Regions from separate parts of the Homo sapiens genome. Here regions 1, 2, 3 and 5 are each linked to region 4. A link is a contact called in ENCODE Hi-C or POLR2A ChIA-PET data. All regions are on one chromosome and are shown on one strand. Each heading gives the region's core, a stretch centred on a gene start or an enhancer-like site at or near the end of the contact. The rest is flanking DNA. Distances are from core to core; before and after follow the strand shown. Region 1 holds the start of CACFD1 (calcium channel flower domain containing 1). Region 2 overlaps TTF1 (transcription termination factor 1). Region 3 holds the start of SLC2A6 (solute carrier family 2 member 6). Region 4 holds the start of TSC1 (TSC complex subunit 1). Region 5 holds the start of MED27 (mediator complex subunit 27).

Region 1 (4,874 bases), core at 1,709-4,208, 520 kb before region 4:
ACTTCCTCACCAGCCCTGTGCCACTGGCACGCTATCTTCATCTTCCTAGACCCGTTTCTCCTCTTGCACATGAGCAAGTCCCACAGCCCAGCCACCCACCGCTGAAATGCCATAAGGCCAGGAAGGGGAGGGGGCATCGTTTTCCACCCCAGAACGTGGCTTCTCTGATGCTCAGATGTGCAGCCTTGACGCCCCGCCTCCCAGCTGCACCTCACCAGCAGGGTCTCTTGCACCCAACTCCCTCCTCCACCCACAGCCTGCAGCCTGGCTTCACCAGGAACTCCAGGAGCCTTCAAGGCAGGTCCAAGGAGGTGGCTGCTGGGCAGGGAGCAAGCCCAGGCCATCACTGAGGGGGGCCTTGGAGGCAGCAATTAGCACCCAGCTCATTAAACTTGCAGCAGCTCCTCTGCACCTGATCCCTCCACCTGGGTCTGGAATTCTGCTGTTTTCCATTTTCCCAGGTAACCTTATGCAGACAGCAGGCAAAGAAGCCAGATAAAGTGAGCCGAACTGCAATGGGACTGCTTCATGGGCCCCCAGGGTCTCCTTCTAAAACAAAGGACTCAAGCGTTGCACTGCTCCTCAGCACAGCCTTAGACATCTGCCTTCAGACAGCAAGGTGTTCCAGAACCACAGGTACACAGGGGCCTGCCTGTCCTAGCAGAGTGCCCAAAGGGTGACACGGCTCCCTGCCTCTCTGCTGTGCCTGGCCTCACCTGACAGCTCGGCTGTGCTTCCTGCTGCAGTCAGCATTTGGCCTCCAGCTCCAACCCTACCCCAGCTGTCCAACCCACAGCCAGCCTTGGGGGAGGACCAGGTGTCAAGCCAGACCAGCAGGCTCCAGCCAGGAATCCTTTAGCAATAAAGGGCTGGAGGATGTCCACTTGGGGGCCTCAATGCTGATATCTTCCACGTGAGGGGGCTGTCACCATGCAATCCTGTCCCCTCCCAAGGTATCACCTCCAGATGCTCTTAGGACCCAGGGTAGACCCTCTCCAGGTACTCTCTCTGATCCCCTCACCCTGGAGGAGGAAAACCTTACCCAAGGACCAGCCCGGCACACAACCCTTGTCTGAACTCCTGCCGCATCTCTAAAACACCCTGCATTTTTGCATTCTACCCTGTAATACAGCATTTTGATGTTCACATAACCATGCCCCCAAAAATCTGCAGATGCAACTGACAACTCAGGGCAATGCCACAAGTTTCTCCTGAAGCTTCATCTGTAGACCCAACAGAGCCCCAGGAACTCCCAGGAAAGGCAGAGGTACCTCACTTTGAGAGGCACAGAACTGAGTAAGACTCCACAGCAAATCTGGGAGTCGGCAGGGCCACTGACCAAGAAGGAAGGAGGTGTGGCCTACAGGCCATAGTCAGGACCTTTCCTTTCTCACCACTGACCATGTCACCCCACTGCACTGCCCACCCTAATCTGCAGGGAAAACAGCTAACCAGACATGACAGGACTGGATCCAATGCCTAACTTCAAACCCACCAGTCTCTCCTACAAAGTCAAAAGCGTACTTGCCCTGAAGAGCAGTGACACAAACTCGGGGCCTTTTTGTGATTTGGGGGTAGGGCCTGCCCTACCGTATCCGTTGCCTCTGGATAAGGGCATGCCTAGCGAGGGCAGCACACTCCTAGCCCAGCACCCTCCTGCCTCAACCTCCCTCCACCCTCTACCCACCTGGAAAGGCTGTGGAACCCAAGGTGACCCTGAAAAGGTGGTCCTTCTGGCAGGATTGCTGATGGGGCCTGCCCTGCCCAGGCCCAGAGCTAGCCCTCTCTGCCAGGCAGGCACTGTTTAAAACCTGCAGACATCCTCGACAGACATTCTCTAAGACCTTGCCCACTCCAGTAATCCACAAGATTGAGGGCAGACAGGAAAGGAAAGGGTATCACTCAGACAGACTTGTCTTTCCCTGGAAGGCCAGCTGTACGGCTTCCATTCACTCCTGGAGCTGACCTGCCTCCCTCTTTGTCCTTTTCTGGCTGTGCTTAAGAGCCTAGCTTCCCTGGCAGCCTAAGGTCAGGGTCTGTGACTGGGATGCGTGCGGAGAAGGGGAGGAAGGCCGGTGACAGGCGGCTAAGGCAGCAGCAACGGGGGAGATATGAGAGCGGACAGAGGACCCAGGGAGAGGCCGGGCCCTCAGCTCACTGCCCCGCGGCCCCAGGGGCCACCTGTGCCCTGACACCACCTGACCCTCAGCAAACTTCCGCCCAGTGGCTTCCTGCCAGAAATCTAGCCAGCCGTGCACCCGCCTCCCTTACAAACAATCCTTGCCCAAAGGTTAGCAATGTGGCTGCCGTCACCTACGCCCAAGTCAACAGTTGACGCTTTAGTACGGGCCAGGTGGGCATGCGCCCCGTGAGCATCACCGAGAAAGTCTCACAAAAGCCCCTGGGGAGCGGGGGGAGGGCTCAGTCACGTGCCCCAGGCCGGTGCCCCACCCCCGCCCCCGCCGCCCCCCCGCCCTGGGGTTTCTGGTCCCTCCGGGAATGTTCCCAGAAGCGCCAGCCCAGCCCAGCCCGGGGTACCAAGGCGCCCAGGCCCGAGCGGGTAACCATGGCAACCCCAGGACGCCGGCTCCCGGCGGCCCCGCCATTCCTCCGCCCCGGGAGGCGCCCGGCAGACCCCCGACCCCCAGCGGGTCCTTTCCCCTGGGGCCGCCGGGGCGGGGCGGGGCAGGGCAGGGCGAGGAGCGCATGCGCGGCGGGGCCGGCCCCTCTCCCCGACTGGATACTCACAGACTGCCCCCAGCACCCCAGACAGGCGACACAGCCAGCGGTACCACCACGTCATGCCCTCTTCCTGCGCGGGCGGCGCAGAGCTGGCGGACGCCCCGGGCGCCCCACCTGAGCTGCTCATGGTGCCACCGTCAGGCGCAGCTCACAGCCCTCACAAAGGGCTCGGTAGCCGGCCGCGTCCGAGCCGGCGCGCTGCCTTGTGGGAGAGGGAGCATATTAGCATAGGGGGCGGGGCTTTCAGGCTGCGGCGAGGCGCGCCCGAAGGGAGGCGGGTGCTCATTAACATAGTGAGCGGGACCCTCATGCCGCGACTAGGGGCGTTTGAGGGGAGGTAGGTGCTCATTATTGTAGGGGGCGGGACCCGCAGGCTGCGGCGAGGAGCTGGGGGTGGGGAGCTCGTTAGCATACGGGGCGGGGCTCGCAGGCATCGGAGAGGTGTGCCCGAGGGGGGCGGGCGTCATTAGCGTAGGGGGCGGGGGCTCGCAGTTTGCGGCGACTTGCTCCCAAAGGAGGCGGGCGCTTATTAGCATAGGGGGCGGGGCCTGGAGGCGCGCAGACACCTTAGCGGTCAGAGCCTCACACCAGGACACACGGGTGGGGCTTCGCAGGGAGCTGGCTAATGCGCCATCCTCGGAGTGGAATCCTGATTGGATTTTCTTCCTGGATAGGAAGAAGATAACTAGGGACGTCCAGCGGCTTGCTCAGATCAAGATAGAGCCAACCGCGGCCAGCGAATCCCTGCCTTGCCATGGGATGGGTTTTCAAGCCAGGTCTGGACAGCTTATAAGAAAAAAACGCCGGTCAGCCTGCATGTTTTATTTATTGGTACCCGAGGAAATGGGGGCTGCTTTTCCAGAGTCCCCACCTCCAACCCCCTAGCCTTTTGGACATTGGAGAAGACTCTAAAGTAGATACCTAAGATTGGAAAAAGTTCGAATTGGAAAGCACTGAGACCAGGGGTCAACCCTCCAGGGCTGGCCAGACACGGAACAAATGTTCAATGACCCTCAGGTTCCTTCCTTTCCCTTCCAGGACTGAGGGTCCTGCATCTCCGGTACCCATGATTGGAGGGTCCAGTACTGGCCCCGCAGGCTGGCCTGAGCCTTCAGGAAGCCCTCGCTGAACTCCATCTCAGCCTGGCTGCTCTCTGACTCCCAGTAGAGCACCTGCTGCCCATGGAACGCTGTGGTCCTCAAGCTGTGGGTGTCCCGGATCTGAGAGAAAAGGGGCAGCCCAGAAGGACCGGCCACAAGTAATAATTAGCACTCACGGAAGCCTTCGTGTGCAAGGGCTCACAGATTCCGGATCACATTTAATGCTTACAAAGCCCTACTAGGAATACGCCATTACTCTACCCAGAAAACCGAGGTCCAGGGACGTTACATCACTTCCCCAAGGACACACAGTCAGGGTGCCAGAGCGGGGCCAGGCTGCCTCCTCTGGGGAAGCTGATACCCTGCAGAACACAGTTCTCCCAGGACACTTGAAACCTCGGGGAGGGTGCAGGGTGCTATTCTGTCCAAGTTATATCAGACTGTAAAATTATGCTTCAGTCTTGGGTTAGCTGTCAGTCTACATCAGAAAGGTCTTTACCATTCTTTACCATTTCGCTTTTTTTTTTTTTTTTTTTTTGAGACAGAGTCTCACTCTGTTGCCCAGGCTGGAGTGCAGTGGTGCGATCTGGGCTTAGTGCAACCTCCACCTCCCGGGTTCAAGTGATTCTTGTGCCTCAGCCTCCCAAGTAGCTGGGATTACAGGCACACGCCACCATGCCTGGCTACTTTTTCTATTTTTAGTAGAGACAAGGTTTCATCATGTTGGCCAGGCTGGTCTCGAACTCCTGACCTTGAGTGATCTGCCCTCCTGGGCCTCCCAAAGTGCTGGGATTACAGTTGTGAGCCACTATTTCACTCTTGTAGGTAGCTCAAAAAACATTTCTTGGTGAATATGTGGAGGAAGCTATCTTCTCCCATTCTTTCACTAATGATTTTGAGGGTTTTAGTCTGAAATAAACTGAAGGGGGTCCCCTAGCCCTGCACGCCCTAGGGAAAGCTGTCCAGAATCACAGCACAAGTCCCCATGCTGGGCCTCACCAAGATGTAGCTGGCATTGGCTCCCTCGGTCCC
Region 2 (4,774 bases), core at 765-3,264, 560 kb after region 4:
ATACAAAATAAATGAAGCTTCATGTACCCATCACCCCAGTTCAGCAACTGTCAAAATCCAGCCGTCCTTATTAAACATCTACATTCACTCCCTCCAATTACTGTTATCTGTTTTGGTAAATTTTACATACTTTGCAGCCTTAGTACCATTCAAAATTCAAATAATTCTAGTAATTCCATTTCTAGAAATACATTCTACAAAACAACTTCACACATACATGAAATGACTTGTATACAGAGTAACTGACTGCAAAAGGCCTGTTAATAGGGGACTGGCTATATATGTATTTTACCCATATAGTGACATTCTTTATAGCTACAAAAAATCATGAGAAAGCCCCTCGGTGGTGGGGCAAAGAAAGCGCCAAGATACAGTCTTGGGTGAGGAAACACTGCGTGGTTGCAGGGTGGTGTGCCAGCGCCACAGAACAGGAAAGCTGCAATGTGTGTGTTTATTCGAGACTTCCAGTCTCTGTGCTCTGGACCAAATAAATCAGACCAGCCCTCCCTCCAGCCCACCTGCCACCGAAGACACCCAAGAAAGGCAAATGAAATGTATGCAAAGTCTCTTAAAGGCTTCAAAAAGCTAAACAAGTTGCAAGAGTAACAGAAAGAACCCCGCATCCCCTTTACCCATAGTCGCCTCTTCTGAACATTCTGCTACGTTCACTTTATCATCCCTCTCTCCCTCCTCCAAGGGAATACGGTTTTTCCCATAACCATTCAAGAGTTAGTGGCAGATACCACTTCCCAAGCAAGGATGTTATTTTACATAACCATAGTACAATCGAGAATCAGGAAGTTTCACATTGATATAGTACACCCTCTAAAACATAGTCCACATTCAGATTTCACCAGTTGTCCCAGTAATGTCCTTGATAGCATTTTCCCCCTTTAATAATTGTTCCATTTCCTTAGTGTCCTTTTTTTTTTTTTTTTTGAAGACAAGAGTCTTACTCTGTTGCCCAGGCTGGAGTTACAATGGTGTGATCTCAGCTCACTGCACCCTCTGCCTCCCAGGTTCAAGCAATTCTTGTGCCTCAGCCACCTAAATAGCTGGAATTAGAGGCATGCACCACCCTGCCTGGCTAGTTTTTTTTTTAATTAGTTAATTTTTTTTTTTTTGAGACGGATTTTCACTCTTGTTGCCCAGGCTGGAGTGCAACAGCGTGATCTCGGTTCCCTGCAACCTCCACCTTCCGGGTTCAAGCAGTTCTCCTGTCTCAGCCTCTGAATAGCTGGGATTACAGGTACCTGCCACCATACCTGGCTAATTTTTGTATTTTTAATAGAGACAAGGTTTCACCATGTTGGCCAGGCTGGTCTCAAACTCCTTACCTCAAGTGATCCACCCACCTCAGCCTCCCAAATTGCTGAGATTACAGGCGTGAGCCACCACACCTGACTTTTTTTTTTTTTTTTTTTTTTTGTATTTTTAGTAGAGATGGGGTTTTGCCATGTTGCCCAGGCTATGCTTGAACTCCTGGCCTTAATCCCTCTCAAAGTGCTGGGATTACAGACGTGAGCCACCATGCCCGGCCTTCCTTACTGTCTTTTAATCTATGAAGATCGTCCATCTTTGCTGTTGATGGTAGTGAAATTTTGGAGGAATACAGGCTAGGTGTTTTGTAGAATGTCCGCAGTTGGCACTTGTCTGGTATTTCCTCTTGAGGAGATTCAGGCTGTGTCCTTCGGGCAGGAGTACAGCATATTCCTGATGTTTGCTATCACTGCATTACGTCACAAGGTACATAATTCTCGTTTTGACTTTTTTTTATTATTTAGCTAAGGCAGCATCTGCCTCTTTTCCCCACTGTATAAAAATACTGGTTCTTCCTTTGGTGGTAAGAAATGGCTGTGGGAAGACATTTTAAGACTATATAAAGATCCTGTTCCTCTTTAAGCTTCTGTCAGTTTCCTTGTGGTTTTCATTTGCATTTCTCATGTGAGAAGTGAGATTGAACATGGCTCTTGTGTTTATAAGCTGTCTCTCTTTCCCTTCACTGTGAGCCTTCACTGCACATAGCTCTTGCATTTTAATCAGTTCCTGCGATTGGAGGGCCCACCACTCTCGATATCTCAACTTACTGCTTGCTACGCAAGGGAGAGCTGGGCTGCAGAGCACAGGCCCTCTACGTGTTGCCGAGCATCATGGGGCTCGGGGATCAGTGACTTTCAGATGCAGGGATGTTGAGGGATTGTTTGGCCTTTGGTTTTGGAAGGTAGACAGTGGGGTGAGGCTGCTGCAGCCTGGCTGACTTCCAGAAGTGTGGCTACTGGTGTGAGGTCGCCATTGGTCCATTAGGAAAGATTTTGTTTTGTTTCTAGTCAATATTCTGCGGAACCATTAGGGAGGGTTTAAACTGGTTCTGGTGGTTAGTTATTTATGGTTTGGGATTATAACCAAACAAGAAAGGACAATCCGTCTCTTCCTTCTTGAATGTGGAGAATTGGAAATTCTTAGTCCAGGCCCTGCCAGGACTCACAGATACATGCCGTGGTCCCAAAGTCTTTTCTTTTCTAGCTCATCTGAGGGGCAGGGTGCCCACTCTTCAGCATCATAGGCCCCAAGCAGGGAGGGTGCCAGGTGCTTTGAAGGAGGTGACGCTGATGTGCACCCCACCAGCTCCCATCTTGAGAACGACTTACATTGACAAAGCCCTTTATAATGTCAAACCACTTTTTAAAAATTCAACTTTTCGGCCGGGCGTGGTGATTCACGCCTGTAATCCCAGCACTTTGGGAGGCCAAGGCGGGTGGATTGCTTGAGGTCAGGAGTTTGAGACCAACCTGCCCAACATGGTGAAACCCCATCTCTACTAAAATACAAAAATTAGCTGGGCGTGGTAGCAGGTACCTGTAATCCCAGCTACTGGGGAGGCTGAGGCAGAATTGCTTGAACCCAGGAGGAGGAGGTTGCAGTGAGCCGAGATTGCGTCACTGCACTCCAGCCTGGGCCACAGAGCCAGACTCCATCTCAAAAAAAAAAAAAATTCAGCTTTTCCATTAAATTTGTGTATGCTTTGTGACATTTCTTCAGATCACATGATTTTTAAAACTAAAATGGGTTTTTATGGTTTTAAATAAAATTACATGTTTAAAAACTGATTATTAAGCTGCACGTGGTGACACATGCCTGTTGTCCCAGCTACTCTGGAGGCTGAAGTGGGAGGATCGCTTGAGCCTGGGAGCCAGAAGTTGCAGTGACCCGAGATCACGCCACTGCATTCCAGCCTGGGTGACAGAGTGAGACCCTGTCTCAAGAAAATAAATTAAATAAAAATAAATAAAAGGGCCCCACAAAATCCAGGTAGGGGGTAACTGATGAACTGATTACCTATTTCAGATTTACGAATCTCAAAACTCTAAGATAGAGATTATGGCATCTAGTCAAATACTATTTGAAATACTACGTACTCTCAAAGTTTTAATAACAAAATGGTAAAAATTATATTGAAGGTTCAGTCTCCTCAGATTCTTAAAGACTTTGTGAATTATATAGGCAGGATTTAAGGATAGCATCTCCACCTAATGAGGTGTAACACTTGCTTGGTTTTAAAACGTCCAGATCAGTTCTTGTTGCTTCCTGAAGCATGGGCTTGGGTCTGCAGCATGTTGGGCGCACAGCATTATGGGAAGGGAAAAGGCACAGGCTGCCGTAGAGCTGGGGTTTCAGAGTGAGACAGATTTGGCATAGAGTCCAGGGACTCCACTTAAAGTCTGTGGGCAGTTGTTCCCTATTTGTCTGAGCCTTTGTTTCCTCATCTGCATTATGGTTTAATAGGCTGTCAGGAAGGCTAAAGGAGATAATGGGCCAGGTGCAGTGGCTCATGCCTGTAGTCCCAGCACTTTGGGAGGCCAAAGCAGGTGGGTCACCTGAAGTCAGGAGTTCAAGACCAGTCTGGCCAGCATGGTGAAGCCCTATCTTTACTAAAAATACAAAAATACAAAAATTTAGCTGGGCGTGGTGGTGGGCACCTGTAATCCCAGCTACTCAGGAGGCTGAGCCAGGAGAACAACCTGAACCTTGGAGGCAGAAGTTGCAGTGAACTGAGAATGTGCCTCTGCACTCCAGCCTGGGTGACAGAGCGAGACTCCATCCAAAAAAAAAAAAGAAGATAATGCGAGAAAGAGACATTGTCTGGTACCTGGCACATACGTCCTCAGCTAGTGGTTGCTGTGATGAAGAGGTCGGAAGAATCTGATCATCTTTTACCTCTACATACTTAGCAGATCAAATTCTTCATGCTAATCATTTTAACAACTGGATTAGTTAATTGTTTTTTAATGTTCCCCTTTTATTAGGAAAAAGTGCCCAAAAAGTTTAGTGGTTTTTTACTTTAAAATACAATTTAAGAATAATTTCTGACCCACTTATTGTAAATTGAAATGTTTTGTAAATTGAAAACGTACCAAAACCTCATAAGCATCTGCTCTTTTTAGCTTTGTGAAATAAACATCAGGGAACATCTGTCTTTGAATTGTGACCAATATGTATGTGTCCTGAGTGTAATGGTTAAGAGGGTAGGATCTGGAGTCACACTACTTGATGAAGTCCCAGCTCTATCCCTGATTAGCCATGTGAGCTTGGGCAACTTCTCTGTGCCTCAGTTTCCTCGTCTCTCCAGCACGAGGGAGAGAGTGGTAACTCCCTCCTTGAGTTGTCGTGAGGATTATTTATTGCTGCAGTTAAGGTGCTTAGGGCAGGGCTGAGCACAAGGTAAGCATCAGCCCGTTAGCCGGCATTATACTTTGCCTTCTATACTTTGCCTTCT
Region 3 (4,282 bases), core at 888-3,387, 530 kb before region 4:
TGCAAAAACTACCCAGGTGTGGTGGCGGGCGCCTGTAATCCCAGCTACTCGGGAGGCTGAGGCAGGAGAATCGCTTGAACCCAGTGGTCGGAGGTTGCAGTGAGCCGAGATCGCACTACTGCACTCCAGCCTGGGCAACAGAGAGAGACTCTGTCTCAAAAAAAGATAAAAGAAAGAAAGAAAAGGTGGAAATGTTTTATATCTTGATTGGGGGTGTTTGGGGTTATACAATTGTCAAAACTCATCAACCTATATTTAAAATGGATTCATTTTACTGTATATAAATTATAGCTTAACAAAGTTGATTTTTCTTGTATTTTATTTTTTCAAGAAGGCTCTCCCTCTGTCACCCAGGCTGGAGTGCTGTGGTGTGATCACAGCTCACCGCAGCCTCAAACTCCTGGGCTCAAGCAATCTTCCCACCTCTGCCTTCCGAGTAGCTGGGGCCACAGGCACTTGCCATCACACCTGGACAACTTTTTTAGCTTTTTGTAGAGACAGGGTCACTTTGTTGCCCAGGCTGGTGTCAGACTCCTGGCATCAAGCAATTCTCCTACCTTGGCCTCCTAAATGCTGGGATTACAGGCACACACCACTGCACCTGGCCTAAAGTTGATTTTAAAAGAAAAAAAATACATTTTAAAAAAAGAGAAGGCCGGGTGCGGTGACTCACGCCTGTAATCCCAGCACTTTGTGAGGCTGAAGCGGAAGGATCACAAGGTCAGGAGTTCAAGACCAAGCTGGCCAACATGGTGAAACCCCGTCTCCACTAAAAATACAAAAATTAGCCGGGCGTGGTGGCACATGCCTGTAATCCCAGCTACTTGGGAGGCTGAGGCAGGAGAATCGCTTGAACTCGGGAGGTGGAAGTTGCAGTAAGCTGAGATCGTGCCACTGCACTCCAGCCTGGCCAACAGAGCGAGACTCCGTCTCAAAAAAAAAAAAAAAAATACACATATAGATATGTAAAAATACATACACATATATATGTATATACGTATATATATGGCCACGAGGACTGTGCAGCCTGATCACCATACCAGGGTGTGCCTGAGTCCAAAGCCTATGATCTTGATGGCAAGAAAACGGTGACGTAAAGGGGCTGCACAGTTTAATGGGGGCCCCAATAGCAAATATGCAAAATAGGCACATGAGGAAAAGACTGGAAGAGGCTAAAACGCCATCAAGGTCAGGCTGACGGGAGATGGATGTGATTTTATTGTTCTATTATGGTTGTATTTCAATCATAATAAAAGGGAATTCTAACTTTTAAAAATGCTTTACCATGTTAATAGCTAAAATGGGAAATGACCCAAATACTCAGCAACAAAGGCTCCGTTTAAAAGCGTGTGTGGCACGTCCATCCAACAGAGCAGGGCGTGATTCCGTCCTCTTCCCGAAAAGGCCCAAAGGGAGAGGTGGAACTGCTGTGGGATTTTTTGAGGACGGTCTTCCCGGGAATTTTCCATTTCTGCTTTTCTTATTTTTCAATGTTATCTTACTACCTGGGTTACGTGTCACGAGCTCAGGTTATTTCTACCACCAGAGCCTGGGGTGGAGGATACAGACCTCGCCCACTGGAGCTGCCCACAGCGCCTCGCCGGCCCCTCCTGCCTCCTTCGTCCCGCACATCCGCTGCTGCCCTGACACACCCCGATTCCCTGGTGCCAGGGAGAGCCAGGGCAGAGGTGGCCCTGAGACGCCACGCGACGGGGAGGGCTAGAGCGTAAGGAGGAGCGAGGTGCGCATTCGCTGTGACCCTGGCGCTCGGCTTCGCCTCTCTGGGCCTCGGTTTCCACCCCGCGGGAGCGAGTACGACAGGGGCTGCGCGCATTGCCGCAGTCACGCCTGCAAGAGCCGGGCCGGGTGAGCCGCTTCCGGCGCTCCGCGGGGGCCCCGGACGATCCAGCAGGGGCTCCGCCCTGGGACCCCCATCCTGTCTTGGGGCGTGACCTTCGGGGGCGCACGCGGTGCCGGCCGCGCCCGGGGAAGCCGGGTCCGCATCCGAGCATCAGGACAGCCTGCGGCCGCCCCATTGGCCGGCGTGTCTCTGCAGGGCCGTCCCACAGCCAATAGCGGCCAAGGGGCGGAGCCTGGCCGGTGCCCTCGGAGCTGCTGGCCCCGGGCGGCTGCTCCAGTCTGAGCGCCCTCCGCTCGCCCCGAGAGAGACCCGGCCATGCAGGAGCCGCTGCTGGGAGCCGAGGGCCCGGACTACGACACCTTCCCCGAGAAGCCGCCCCCGTCGCCAGGGGACAGGGCGCGGGTCGGGTGAGAGTCGCTAGGTTGGGGGCTGCGGGTGGGGCCTGGGGGTGGCCCTGGTTCCCTCCAGCCGGCGGCAGGCTCCCGCCCTGGGCCTCCCCTGACCTAGTCGCCACCGAGGGGCCATCTGGCTCCCTCCTGTCCCAGACACGCTACTCCTATTTAAGGAACTGGTCCCCCTAAGGGAAGGAACGATCCACGAGAGTACCGGGCCCAGCCCCCCACTGCCACAGACAGTGAGACTGAGGCCCCAGCGAGCAGGGGTTCTGCCTGAGGTCACACAGCAAGCCTCCAGCCGCCGCCCTGGGGGCAGAACCAGAGCCTCCTCTTCCGGAGAAAAGGCCCCAGCACCAGAGGCTCAGCCACTGCGGATGAGCTAACAATGGCCTGGGAATTTCCCAGGGGAGCTGGGGCTCAGGCCCTGGGAACGTGAATGGCCTTGGACCCAGGCCTCCCTAGCACTGCCCGCTGAGCCGGGCAGCCACTGGGTTCAGAAAAGGCAATGGTCCCTGGAGGAGGGACTCAGAGACCCTGGTCTTTTTGTCCGCCACCATCACCAGGACCCTGCAGAACAAAAGGGTGTTCCTGGCCACCTTCGCCGCAGTGCTCGGCAATTTCAGCTTTGGGTATGCCCTGGTCTACACATCCCCTGTCATCCCAGCCCTGGAGCGCTCCTTGGATCCTGACCTGCATCTGACCAAATCCCAGGCATCCTGGTTTGGGGTAAGGACCATCCTCTGGAGGAGGGTGGGTGCAGGAAGGAGGGACCTGCTGAGCCTTATCTCCAGCTAGGAACCTCCCAAATTCTCCACCTTGGGGGTCCCTCCAGGGCCCTGGTCCCCCCTCCCCCAGCCATCCAGGCCACTAGTGGGTGGGGTAAAGCTACAGGATTCCTCTGAAATGAGGAACTGAAAGCCAGTGGAGAGGGTGAGGGAAGGAGCAGGTGGGGAGGTGGCTGTCAGGGTCTATACTAGGTGGGGCTGAGGCTTCCCCGGGTCCCCACACCCACAGTTGGCTGGATGGGGGCAAGGGTATCAGGTGTCAGTGGGGAGAGGCACTGGCTGGGGCAAGGAGAGTCCGCAGGACAGATTGTGGGCTGATGGAGAGGAAGATCCCAGAGTCCCAGAGTCTAAAATTATAATCTTAATAGCCTCATATGTAGAGTTGTTAACATAGTAGTTAAGATAAAAATTCCCAAGGTTTACTGAGCACTTCCTATGTGCCAGGCATGTGTTGGGCACTGAACGTTCATTGATTCTCAGGGCCAACGCCACGAGGTAGAACTTGCGCTCTCCCCATAAGACAGCTGAAGAAACTGAGGTGCAGACAGGCTGGGCAATGTGCCCAGGTCCCACTACCAGTTAGCAGAGTCCAGAGGGGGTCCCAGTTGCTGCTGTACAGGGAACTTAAGAACCTCCAAATCTTAAAGCCCAGTACCTTCAAGTCACAGAATTCTCCTGTATTAAAATATTAGACATTTAAACATCAGGCTGGACAGAACCACTGTGGATATGTGGCGCAGCACCTCTTCCTTAGAGCAGAATTCCCCGTTTGGGCATCCCTAACAAATGGCTGTTCCTTGAAGACAGGAGGCTCCCTGTTTCAAGTGCTTGACTTGGCCAAGTGCTTGACCAGCTCCTGGGGTCGGCCTAGGGAAGAAGCTGTCCCTGGACTCTGATGAGATTGGGGTGCCAAGTGCCCAGACATATCTGCCCTGCACCCCCTTCCCCTGCAGTCCGTGTTCACCCTGGGAGCAGCGGCCGGAGGCCTGAGTGCCATGATCCTCAACGACCTCCTGGGCCGGAAGCTGAGCATCATGTTCTCAGCTGTGCCGTCGGCGGCCGGCTATGCGCTCATGGCGGGTGCGCACGGCCTCTGGATGCTGCTGCTCGGAAGGACGCTGACGGGCTTCGCCGGGGGGCTCACAGCTGCCTGCATCCCGGTAAGGCCAGGCCTTCCCACCCAGGCGCCCCAATGCCTCTGTATTGGTGCTGAGCCTCCATCTGACTAAGGCCTCCCAGCC
Region 4 (4,399 bases), core at 1-2,500:
CTCACCCAACACTTTTTTGCCCCTAGGCTCTTGCTCCTTTGGTTCCCTCTGCCTGGAATGGCCTTCTCTCCCGAGCCGCCTCGCCTGGTTCTATTAGGTTGATGCAAAAGTCATCGCGGTTTTAATGGTAAAAACCGTGATGACTTTTGCACCGACCTAGTATTTCACAAAACCTACATTTCCTTTAAAACCCAACCTGATGCCTACTCCTTCAAAATGCCTTTCATATCCCACAGTTCGACTTCATCTCACTCTGCCTCCTCTCACAGGGCTTTGTGTTCGTGCTGGATGGAGCCCATCATACTCAGCCTCGCAATAAAGGCCACCTATCTAGTGAGTGAGCATTTACTAGGCGCAGGACTCTGGGCTAAACGCTGTCCATACTTCATCTCCTTGATTCTTCACGTCACAGATGTCATTATGCCCATTTCACAGAGGAAGAAACTGAGGCTTGGAGGACTTAAAGCCTTGTTTCAGCAGGAAACGGAATAAGGCGTTCTGATTTTCAAGCTGTCTCCTATTAGGGCTGGTTTCCCCTAGATGTCATGAGTAGGTGTGAAGTGTGAGCTACTTGAAGGCAGAAGCCAGGGGGGTCCCCCGCAATCCCGGAGGCGGGCTTCTGAAAATGTTTAGCCCAGGAAGGAGGGCTGCCCTGGCCCGCAGCTTTCCGCCCCTTCCCAGGTGAGCTGCAACTCCAAAGCTCCCAAGCAGGCCCTTCACCCACGCGGGCCCCAGCAGCTCCTTGGGAAACAGGATCGCTGCTCTGAGGCCGCCCACAGAGAGACCCTCGGAGGGCGCCACGCAAGCGAAGGGCAGAAACGACTCGGGGGGCAGGGGCAGGGCGCTCCAACCACACCCAGGCGCCGCCAGCTTGTTTACGCCTCTCCGCCGCGTCCCCCCGCCCGCCAGTCACGTGACCGCCCGCCCCGCCCCCTCGGGCTCTCGCGTGGCTCCTCCCGCCGCGCCGGCCCTTCTTTTTGCCTCCTTCGCGGAGTCACAAGATCTCTTCGCAGCCTCCTTTCGGATCCTTCCGCCCGGCCCCGCCCCCCTCCATAAAAACCCTCCTTACTTTTTTTCTCGTCCAACCCACATCGTCAGTTATGAGTGGAAGAGCCTCTTCCTTCCGGCGGGGCTGCCGAGCGCGGCCGTCTATCCTTCCTTTCGAGAAGGAGGGGAGGTCCGGAGGGGGACTCTTTTTCGTGGCGGAGGCCGCCGTCGGCCTTGGCCCTTTCACGACGGGGGAGGTGCTGTACGTCCAAGATGGCGGCGCCCTGTAGGCTGGAGGGACTGTGAGGTAAACAGCTGAGGGGGAGGAGACGGTGGGTGAGTATGGGGGTGTCTCCCCCTCCTTTTTATGGGGGCTTCCTGGGGCAGCCCCGGCACCATGACTCCAGCCGGGGAGGCTCGGAGGGGCTGGAGCAAGAGACTCACTTGCTTGGTAGGGATCCCGGGGAAGGGGGGTTCGGAGAGCTCTCCCCTCCCTCTTATTACACGCTATCTCCGGCTGGCCCGGCCGGGACTGGCGGGTCCCTGGGGAGGAGAGGCGAGCCGGACGGAGCACTTCGCCCCTCCTTGGCCCCCGAGGGGACGGCTGCACCCTGGGCCTCGGTCCCTCGGGCAGGGGCGAGGTGGGCCCCTTCGTCAGTCCCTCACTTGGTGGGGTGACAGGTTCACGCTAGGTGCGGAGGGCAGGGTAGAGACGCTTGGCGGGAGGGGAAGGGTCGCGAGGGTGGGGCTGGTCCCAGAACTTAAAGAGAGGGGTCGGGGTATAGGGGCGTGGAGAATGAATGGAGGTCGCCTGTGGGGATCAAGGACTCGCCTGGATTCGGTGTCTCCGCTGAAATTTGCATGACTCGCTCTGGGTGTACTTGTGGGTGTTTAATTGGTGGTGAAAGACAGTTACCTTAAAGTGGGCAAAGGGGATTCCTAAGAGACAGCTATTTGCAGAGCCCCTCCTAGGCGTTCATTCATTCATTTGAGGAACTGGAGGATGAAGAGCCTGCAATCGGAGGGACCTTGTAGAATTAAAGCTCTTTCTTTGTGTTTCCTGTTAAAGAGTTTTGCTTTGTGTGTTTTGGATGTGTGGTGAGGACTTGGGAGGGGACGCGGTCCTCCTAAGAACAACAGCTAACGTTAATGGAGTGCTCTCTGTGTGCCAGGCACTGTGAAAGTGCTTGGCAGTCATTATCTCCTTTGGTCCTCACGACAAAGAGAAGAGGCAGCCACTGTTAACACCTCCAATCTTCTCAAATGAAGAAACTGAGGCCCGGAGAGAGCAGGGTACTTTGCCTAAGTTCACACCCCAATTGTATCTGAGCCAGGACTGGAACTGCTGGGATCTGACTGACTCCAAAGATATGACTCTTAAATTTATCTGTTATTTGATCAAAGCTGGCCTGTAAGTGATTAAAATTTATCATTTAGCCAAGGTTTATGCACGTGTGTCTGTTTAATGTTGAAGTGGGGGGATGCACTTGGCTTATCCGCCTTAGCTTTTGTTTGGGATGGCAGTGTTGTGCATGTGAACTTGTTAGTCTAAATTAGGCTAAAAAGTATTTGATAGTTTAATAAAACTGATGAGTTTACTGAAGAAAGAAGTCCTGCTAAAATCCTTGCTGGCTTTTTTTTTTTTTTAAATAGAAAGCATACAAATAACACTTCACGTTGCATAGAGTAAGCTATAAAAGTGCTAAAATAGAATAATACTCTTCTGAGATACTTTGATTTATAATTTTGGGATCAACTTGGAGTCATCTGAATTCAAACAGGCCGGCAAAGTGGAGCTGTAAATTTCAGGAAGCATTATAAAACCTAATCTTTGGGGAGCCTTTGATTTACCGAGCAACCACCTGTGATTCTTAAATTGAACATTCCTGAGTAAATCTGGAATATGCAAATGTGAAAACTGATTTAGGGTTGTGTAGGGAAATGCACCTTTAACAGTCATGCATCAGGCAAATGAGGCTCCTCAGAAACAGTGAAACATTCTTTGCTATTGCCCTAGGGAGCTGCAGAATCTTCCTCTAACCACCTGGTGTAAACTTAAGGGGTATTTATAGAAGATGTAAACGGAAAATATCCTCTTACTAAAGTTAATATCTTATCCAAAACACTCTTATATCACGTGCCTAGAAGGGCAGATGATGTAAACTTTCTCTGCTGCATGCATTTCCTGGTGTCATAAACACTTGGTACGTTCCTAAATTCCTGGTTAGAAAGCAGGTGGCTACCAGCCTTCTTGTTTCCATAAAATTAGAGTGCTTCAGGTCCTGTGACTCAGTTGTCCTCTTCCTCACTGGGTTAAGAGTAAAAACTGATACTGCTACTGTTGTGGTGTAATATGATGCCTTCTGTGCATGCCTGGTTTCATTCGTGAGATGAAACTTAACAGTCTTACTAGGGCAAATCTAATATATACCTCTATATGTAATGTTTGCAGAATAATGAACTTGGTGGAAACGAGATCTGAAACCCTAGTGCTCATGAGAACCTTGATGTACAGATATTTGGCACTATACTAGGTAGACCTACATATTCGGACACCTTGTATATATATTTTGGAAGAAGACTGATTCTTATGTGCACCGGAGGTTGAGGACCACTGGCTTCAAGTATCATTCTGGCTATTTTCATTTATTATTTATCACAGAGGTATTTCTTAAAATAGCTTGTAGCCTTTTATTTGTGTAGTGGTGGGTGAATTTTGGGCTCTGAATTAGAGCTGACTTGTTCTTATAGCTCTGTCTTCATTTGAAGTTTGTTTGGCTACAGGTATGTTTATTTCTGGGTTCCAGGGCCATAGTGAACTAAAATTAGCTTTTCCTGGAATTAATTGGATATTCTTGAATGCCGATGAGCCAAATATAGCAATATCTCAACCATTTCAGGCTTTTCTAGAGAGTCAGATAGCTTTTGACCTTCAGTGGGTCACTTAAGTTCTGTGAGCCTGTGTCTTCATCTGTGAAGTAAAAGTTGGAATGTAAATTAATGAGTATTTCTAGGCCTACATTTCTGTGATTTAAAGTCCTTTGGGGTGTCATTTAAATATTCTGACTAAATCGATTGAGTCAACCTGTTAATGGTTTTATAAAAACCAAGCAAATTGGTGACTTTGAGCCTACCCTGTTGGGTGAAGATCTGTTTATCATTTATCCTTTCCTTTACATCATAATACTCTTTGAAAAGGTAATTCCCTATAAGTTTCCCATATTATAAATCTCTGAAAGGTTAGTCTTTGCATTGGTTTTGTCATTTAAGTAGCTGAAGGCGTGAAAGAAAAGTGTACTTAATAGCGTTAAAATCTGTGGCTGTTTGCTTGAAATGTGTATATGTAGTATACACTCAAACACTGAGTTTGTTTTTTTTAATCTCAGATCATGAATTGGTAACTAATATAATT
Region 5 (4,983 bases), core at 1,698-4,197, 860 kb after region 4:
ACAAAAACAAACTTATTTTGACATAATTTCATACTTGCAAGAATAATACAAAGTATTCCTGTATACCCTTCACCCAGATTCCGTGTCTGTTGACATTTTACCACATCTGCTTTCGCCTTCTCTCTCTAAATAAACATATTCATTTTATTTTCTTTTTCATGTAGACATAATGATGATCTTTTTTCTCTTCAGGGTGTATTTCCCCCAAAACAAAGACATCCTCTTCCATAACCACAGTACAATGAACAAAATCATGAAATTATCAATGATATGGTTTGGCTCTATGTCCCACCCACATCTCATGTCAAATTGTAATCCCCAGTGTTGGAGGAGGGGCCTGATGGGAAGTGATTGGATCATGGAGGCGGATGGATCATGGAGGTGGATTCCCCCCTTGCTGTTCTCGTGATAGTGAGTGAGTTCTCACGAGATCTGGTTGTTTAAAAGTGTGTGGCACCTCCTCCTCTTTCACGCTTCAGCCATGTAAGATGCGCCTGCTTCCTGTCACCTTCCCCCATAATTGAAAGCCTCCTGGGGCCTCTCCAGTCATGGTACCTGTACAGCCTGCAGAAACATAAGCCAGTTAAACCTCTTTTCTTTGCAAATTACCTAGTCTCAGGTATTTCTTTATAGCAGTTCAAGAACAGACCAATACAATCACTGATAAAATACTGTTAACTCATCTACAGATCTTACTCGGATTTCACCAATTGTCCCAGTTGTATCAGCAAAAGAAGATCCTAGCTCACACATTGCCCTCAGTTGTCACAGCTCTTTGGTTTCCTTTAATCTGGAAGAATTTCTCAACCTTCATGTCTTTCGTGACACAGACATATATATATATATATATGTAATTTTTTTTTTTTTTTTTGAGACTGAGTCTTGCTCTTGTTGCCCAGGCTGGAGTGCAATGATGCACTCTTGGCTCACTGCAACCTCCACCTCCCAGGTTCAAGCAATTTTCCTGCCTCAGCCTCCCAAGTAGCTGGGATTACAGGTGCCCACCACCACGCCCAGTTAATTTTTTGTCTTTTTAGTAGAGATGGGGTTTCACCACGTTGGCCAGGCTGGTCTCGAACTCCTGACTTCAAATGATTCACCCACCTTGGCCTCCCAAAGTGCTGGGATTACAGGTGTGAGCCACAGTGTATGGCCTGACACAGATATTTCTTGAAAAAGTATAGGTCAGTCAGTTATTTTGTCACGTTTTTCAGTTTGAGTTCTATTGATGTCCTGATTAGATTCAGGTTATGCACTGCTGGCAAGAATATCATGGAGGTCATGTTGTGCTCTTTCCAGTGCATTGTATCAGGAGGTGCACAACATGTCCCGTCACTGGTGATGTTGACCTTGGCCTTTTGGTTAAGCTGGTGTCTGCCATGTTTCTCCACTGTGAAGTCACTATTAAGTCACTATCCATCCCCCCTTATGTTTACATTAATGAATTGTTTAAAATTTTTTGGTAAAATATACATAATATAAAATCAACCATTTTCACTGTTTCTAAGTGTCCAGTTCTGTGGCATTAAGTACAATCACATTGTTGTATGGCCATCACCACCATCCAGCTGTAAAACTTTTCCAAGTCTGTACTCTTTAAGTACAGACTTAAATATGGCCCTTTGCAATATTATGCTGAAATCTTCCTCTCTACAGCCTTCCTACAACTGGTTATTGTTATTGCCACTAGTTAACCAAGGAGGACTCTTGTCTTGGGTTGACATGAAGGTGAGTTGAAGGTCACAATCATGATCTGCCTCCTGCTCTCCTCTTCTCTGCTCCAAGCTATGCAACCCCAGCTCCTCTAAGGAAAGAACATGAGGACTTGGGCAGGTTCCCTTTAGTAAAAAGATAATAAATTTTCAGAAACCTGTCTATAGCCAACAGGACAAAGAGACATTGAATTTTTCCATAAAGCCAGATTTGGCCAACATTTTGTTGGTTTTATTTAAATCCCAAACCTTCTCTTTCTTCCACAACCTCTATGCTATGTATGTTATTTTCAGAGGTGTGTGTTCACTGTAAACCAGCCACCATTCTACTTTCTGTCTCTAACATTTTGACTACCCTAAACACCTCATATAAGTGGAGTCACACAGAATTTTGTTTTTTTGTGACTGGCTTATTTCACTTAGCATAATGTCTTCAAGTTTCCTCCAGGTAGCATATGTCAGAATTTTCTTGCTTAAGCCTGAAGAATTTTTCATTGTATGCCAGTATCACACTTTGTTTATTCATCAGTTTATGGACACTTGGGTTTCCCCTGCCTTTTGGCTATTTGGTGAATAATGCTGTTATGAACATGTGTACAGGTATTGAGTCCCTGCTTTCGCTTCTTTTGGGTATATGCCCAGAAGTGGAATCTCTGGATCATTATTTTCCTCTTCTTAATTAATAAGCATCTTGGGGGACGATACTTTGAGATTACCTAAAAAGCCTGTTATTTTTCTGACACTTTCACCCACTAGTTTTAGCATCCATCGATTTCTATCTGAATCAATTATTCTAATGGCTGTCAAATGGCAATTTTCTAATTCCATCACTCTTTCTGCATTTATGAGCTGGCATTCTATTGGAAAGAAGAAACTTTCCTTCTCCCCGCTTTATTTATGAATATGGACTCATTTTATTGAATGGGCTATGTTCCTTTCCTTTTTACACTATTGCTCTGAGCAATTCTTTTCCCTATGATTCCCCAGAGTGCAAGTTTGGGGAAATGCGGGAACTTTCTGTATTTCTTTGTCACCATTAAGCAAACCGGGAGTGCAACCTGACTTCCCCAAGTTGAGAAAAATCACTTTCCTGCCCATGCATTAGTTTAGCTCAAGGGGAAACCCTTTTTCGAAAGTGCTTTCTGGGTAGCCCCGCGCGAACTGCATTTCCCAGAGGTCTTCGGAGATACGTCATCAGCGAGCGCGGCTTTTTTGCTTGCGAAGCCGGCTTTGGAGAGCTGCTGTGGCGGCGGCAACATGGCGGACGTGATAAATGTCAGTGTGAACCTGGAGGCCTTTTCCCAGGCCATTAGTGCCATCCAGGCGCTGCGCTCCAGCGTGAGCAGGGTGTTCGACTGCCTGAAGGATGGGATGCGGAACAAGGAGACGCTGGAGGGCCGGGAGAAGGCCTTTATTGCGCACTTCCAGGACAACTTACATTCGGTCAACCGGGACCTCAAGTAGGTACCGGCTGAAGGGGCCGGGGTCGGGGACCGGCCCCGCTCCGACCCTGCCCCTACGTCGCTCGAGTCTTCCCAGGCAGGGGCTGTTCTCCGTTTCCCTTGATCCCTGTTCTTTCTCTTCTTGTTCTCCAAGCCTCTGCCTGTCCCTCAGGGACATCTTAACACCATCCCCGCTTTCTCGTCTTGCTTCTCCTGGCCTCCTGGTCCTGTTTGTCTTCCGCCATCCTCGACCTCTTCTGTGGCGGTTCCATTCCTAACAAGGAGGCATGCTTTTCCCATGAACTTCCACTTCTCTGAGCTTGGCAGGTTTCTCACCTGTAGGCCCTCTGTGCCCCATCACGTCTGATCCGAATGTAGTAATAGTACAGACAGGACCTGGTCAGTCGGCTCCAAACCCAAGTGCACCCGATCTGATTAGCCCCAATTCCCCGGCCCTGAACTTGGACTTCATCAGTTCCACCACCACCCACCCGCAACCACGACGGACCGGCCAGGCCTTGAGCTGTCTTCACCTTTTCCCCTAACCGCTCCCAAACCACCTGATCAGTTTCCTCACTCCCACTCCTGTGGGAGTTCCTTCCGCAGTAGAGACCTACTCTCTAATCTCTTAACCAGTTTAATTACTTATGCTTAACGCCCCTGCTTCTTAATTTGTAGTCTTTTAGGGTTAAGGATTCCACTTTTCCTCCTCTTCCTTACAAAGTACCTTCTTCACTTACACTTTTTAAGTGTTGTAAGAATTAAATGAGAGGATGTTTGTAAAGGGCCTGGCACATAGTAGGCACTTCTTGATTGCTTAGGTCCTGAACTTGCCTTCTGTTTTATAAGAGAGTCAGTCCTTCCCAGGAAGGTTAGAATTTCAGGATTTTTGCCTTTTACTTCTCAGAACTGACCTGAGTAGGGGAAAGCATTTGGTGAGCTAGTCATCCTTTGATTTCTGGACTGGTTGGATTTTTGTTTTTTCAACTTGGTCTCCTTAGTAACCAGATGGAAAGAGGAGGTAGGATGGAGGAGGAGGAGGAGGAGGTGGCCAAATGATGGGTGCCTTTTTGTTTTCCCCCTAAGTAGTTGCCGTAAATCACACAGCCCTCCTCAACGCCCACATCCGCTTGCTGTTCTCTGGCACCGCGCCGAGCACCAGTTAATACTTTCTCTGCTTCAGGGGATGCACTGGCTATTCTTCCCTATCTTCTGTTTTCTTTCCATTTTCTCTCCGAGTTACTTCCCTTTGTAATGTTCAGGATATTATAACCCTTCACCATTTTAAATAGAAACTTTAAGAGTGCTGACATTATCCTTTTGCCTTCTTAAATCTTTGTACAGTAGTGCCAAGAAGAAGGTGGCTGATGATTCCAAAATGAATGTGGCATAAGAAGCTGTTCCTAGAGAGTCTTTTGTTGGCAGTTTGGGACTGGCCCCTCAGAACGTACTCCTGGAATGTGCTCTTGTTGGCTCGCTTTCCCAAGCTTCTCTAGGGTTTTCCTGCTAGACTGAAGTGTGTTTGTTTGACACAGCCACCTCAGTGGTGTCTTCCCATTCCATTTGTTTATTTTATCTCTTCTTTGTTTTGTTAAGTTTTACCATCTGTGAAGCATCATGTACAAATCTATCCCTATGTGAATGATAAATAATCATCATTTAATCAGGTACTTGCTGTTCTGCCAAGTGTAATGATCTGCACGTGGGTCTGAAAACTCTTAGTGAGAGGCAGTGTTATACCACATTTCAAAATTCCAGAAAGTCTCCTCCCCACTGCAGGGATGAATTTGAGTTGTTAATTTCTGATTATGGGGGTCTTATTGATTCTA

Evidence for each region. A loop is a pair of places that touch in the nucleus more often than their neighbours do. ChIA-PET counts read pairs that join two places held with the same protein, here RNA polymerase II (POLR2A). Pooled maps may share reads with other maps.
Region 1: a loop to region 4 is called in a map of CD8-positive, alpha-beta T cell, with 3 times the contacts of the local background. The contact joins the promoter of CACFD1 here to the promoter of TSC1 in region 4. A Hi-C loop is called at or near these places in 1 of 168 maps with a recorded cell type or tissue (CD8-positive, alpha-beta T cell), 1 of 37 single-sample maps with no recorded cell type and 8 of 50 pooled maps. POLR2A ChIA-PET finds 5 or more read pairs at or near these places in 1 of 52 experiments (activated T-cell).
Region 2: a map with no recorded cell type shows a loop between it and region 4 (7-fold over the local background). The contact joins the enhancer-like site here to the promoter of TSC1 in region 4. A Hi-C loop is called at or near these places in 2 of 37 single-sample maps with no recorded cell type and 2 of 50 pooled maps. POLR2A ChIA-PET finds 5 or more read pairs at or near these places in 1 of 52 experiments (PC-9).
Region 3: a pooled map shows a loop between it and region 4 (10-fold over the local background). The contact joins the promoter of SLC2A6 here to the promoter of TSC1 in region 4. A Hi-C loop is called at or near these places in 7 of 50 pooled maps. POLR2A ChIA-PET finds 5 or more read pairs at or near these places in 2 of 52 experiments (B cell and HepG2).
Region 5: a loop to region 4 is called in a map of B cell, with 17 times the contacts of the local background. The contact joins the promoter of MED27 here to the promoter of TSC1 in region 4. A Hi-C loop is called at or near these places in 2 of 168 maps with a recorded cell type or tissue (B cell and CD4-positive, alpha-beta T cell), 1 of 37 single-sample maps with no recorded cell type and 6 of 50 pooled maps.

The regions. Positions count from the first base shown.
Region 1 is chr9:133,458,062-133,462,935 of GRCh38, reverse strand. CACFD1 (calcium channel flower domain containing 1) reads right to left here and starts at 2,958. Exons shown (of 5, transcript NM_017586.5): 1 at 2,749-2,958. The coding sequence starts at 2,869. It overlaps ADAMTS13 (ADAM metallopeptidase with thrombospondin type 1 motif 13), which reads right to left. Exons shown (of 29, transcript NM_139027.6): 28 at 4,842-4,874; 29 at 3,550-3,962. The coding sequence ends at 3,756. RefSeq lists an enhancer at 1-500 and silencers at 2,443-2,742, 3,033-3,132, 3,143-3,362.
Region 2 is chr9:132,379,416-132,384,189 of GRCh38, reverse strand. The region is part of intron 9 of TTF1 (transcription termination factor 1); the gene reads left to right. Among named protein-coding and RNA genes, the nearest start is that of TTF1, 25 kb to the left of the region's middle. RefSeq lists enhancers at 303-352, 1,770-1,929. Within about 2 kb of position 2,014, at least 6 of the 41 ENCODE cell types and tissues checked have a DNase peak (open chromatin) inside an H3K27ac peak, as active enhancers do.
Region 3 is chr9:133,476,954-133,481,235 of GRCh38, reverse strand. It overlaps SLC2A6 (solute carrier family 2 member 6), which reads left to right and starts at 2,137. Exons shown (of 10, transcript NM_017585.4): 1 at 2,137-2,268; 2 at 2,820-2,982; 3 at 3,995-4,201. The coding sequence starts at 2,177. RefSeq lists enhancers at 1,626-2,127, 2,548-2,607 and a silencer at 1,738-2,387.
Region 4 is chr9:132,941,467-132,945,865 of GRCh38, reverse strand. It overlaps TSC1 (TSC complex subunit 1), which reads left to right and starts at 1,250. Exons shown (of 23, transcript NM_000368.5): 1 at 1,250-1,323. MIR548AW (microRNA 548aw) reads right to left here and starts at 159; the gene lies at 95-159. It also overlaps a transcript of GFI1B not described here. RefSeq lists enhancers at 533-672, 1,033-1,332, 645-1,378 and silencers at 853-932, 1,463-1,522, 1,583-1,642.
Region 5 is chr9:132,077,831-132,082,813 of GRCh38, reverse strand. MED27 (mediator complex subunit 27) reads left to right here and starts at 2,947. Exons shown (of 8, transcript NM_004269.4): 1 at 2,947-3,172. The coding sequence starts at 2,970. RefSeq lists an enhancer at 2,771-3,050.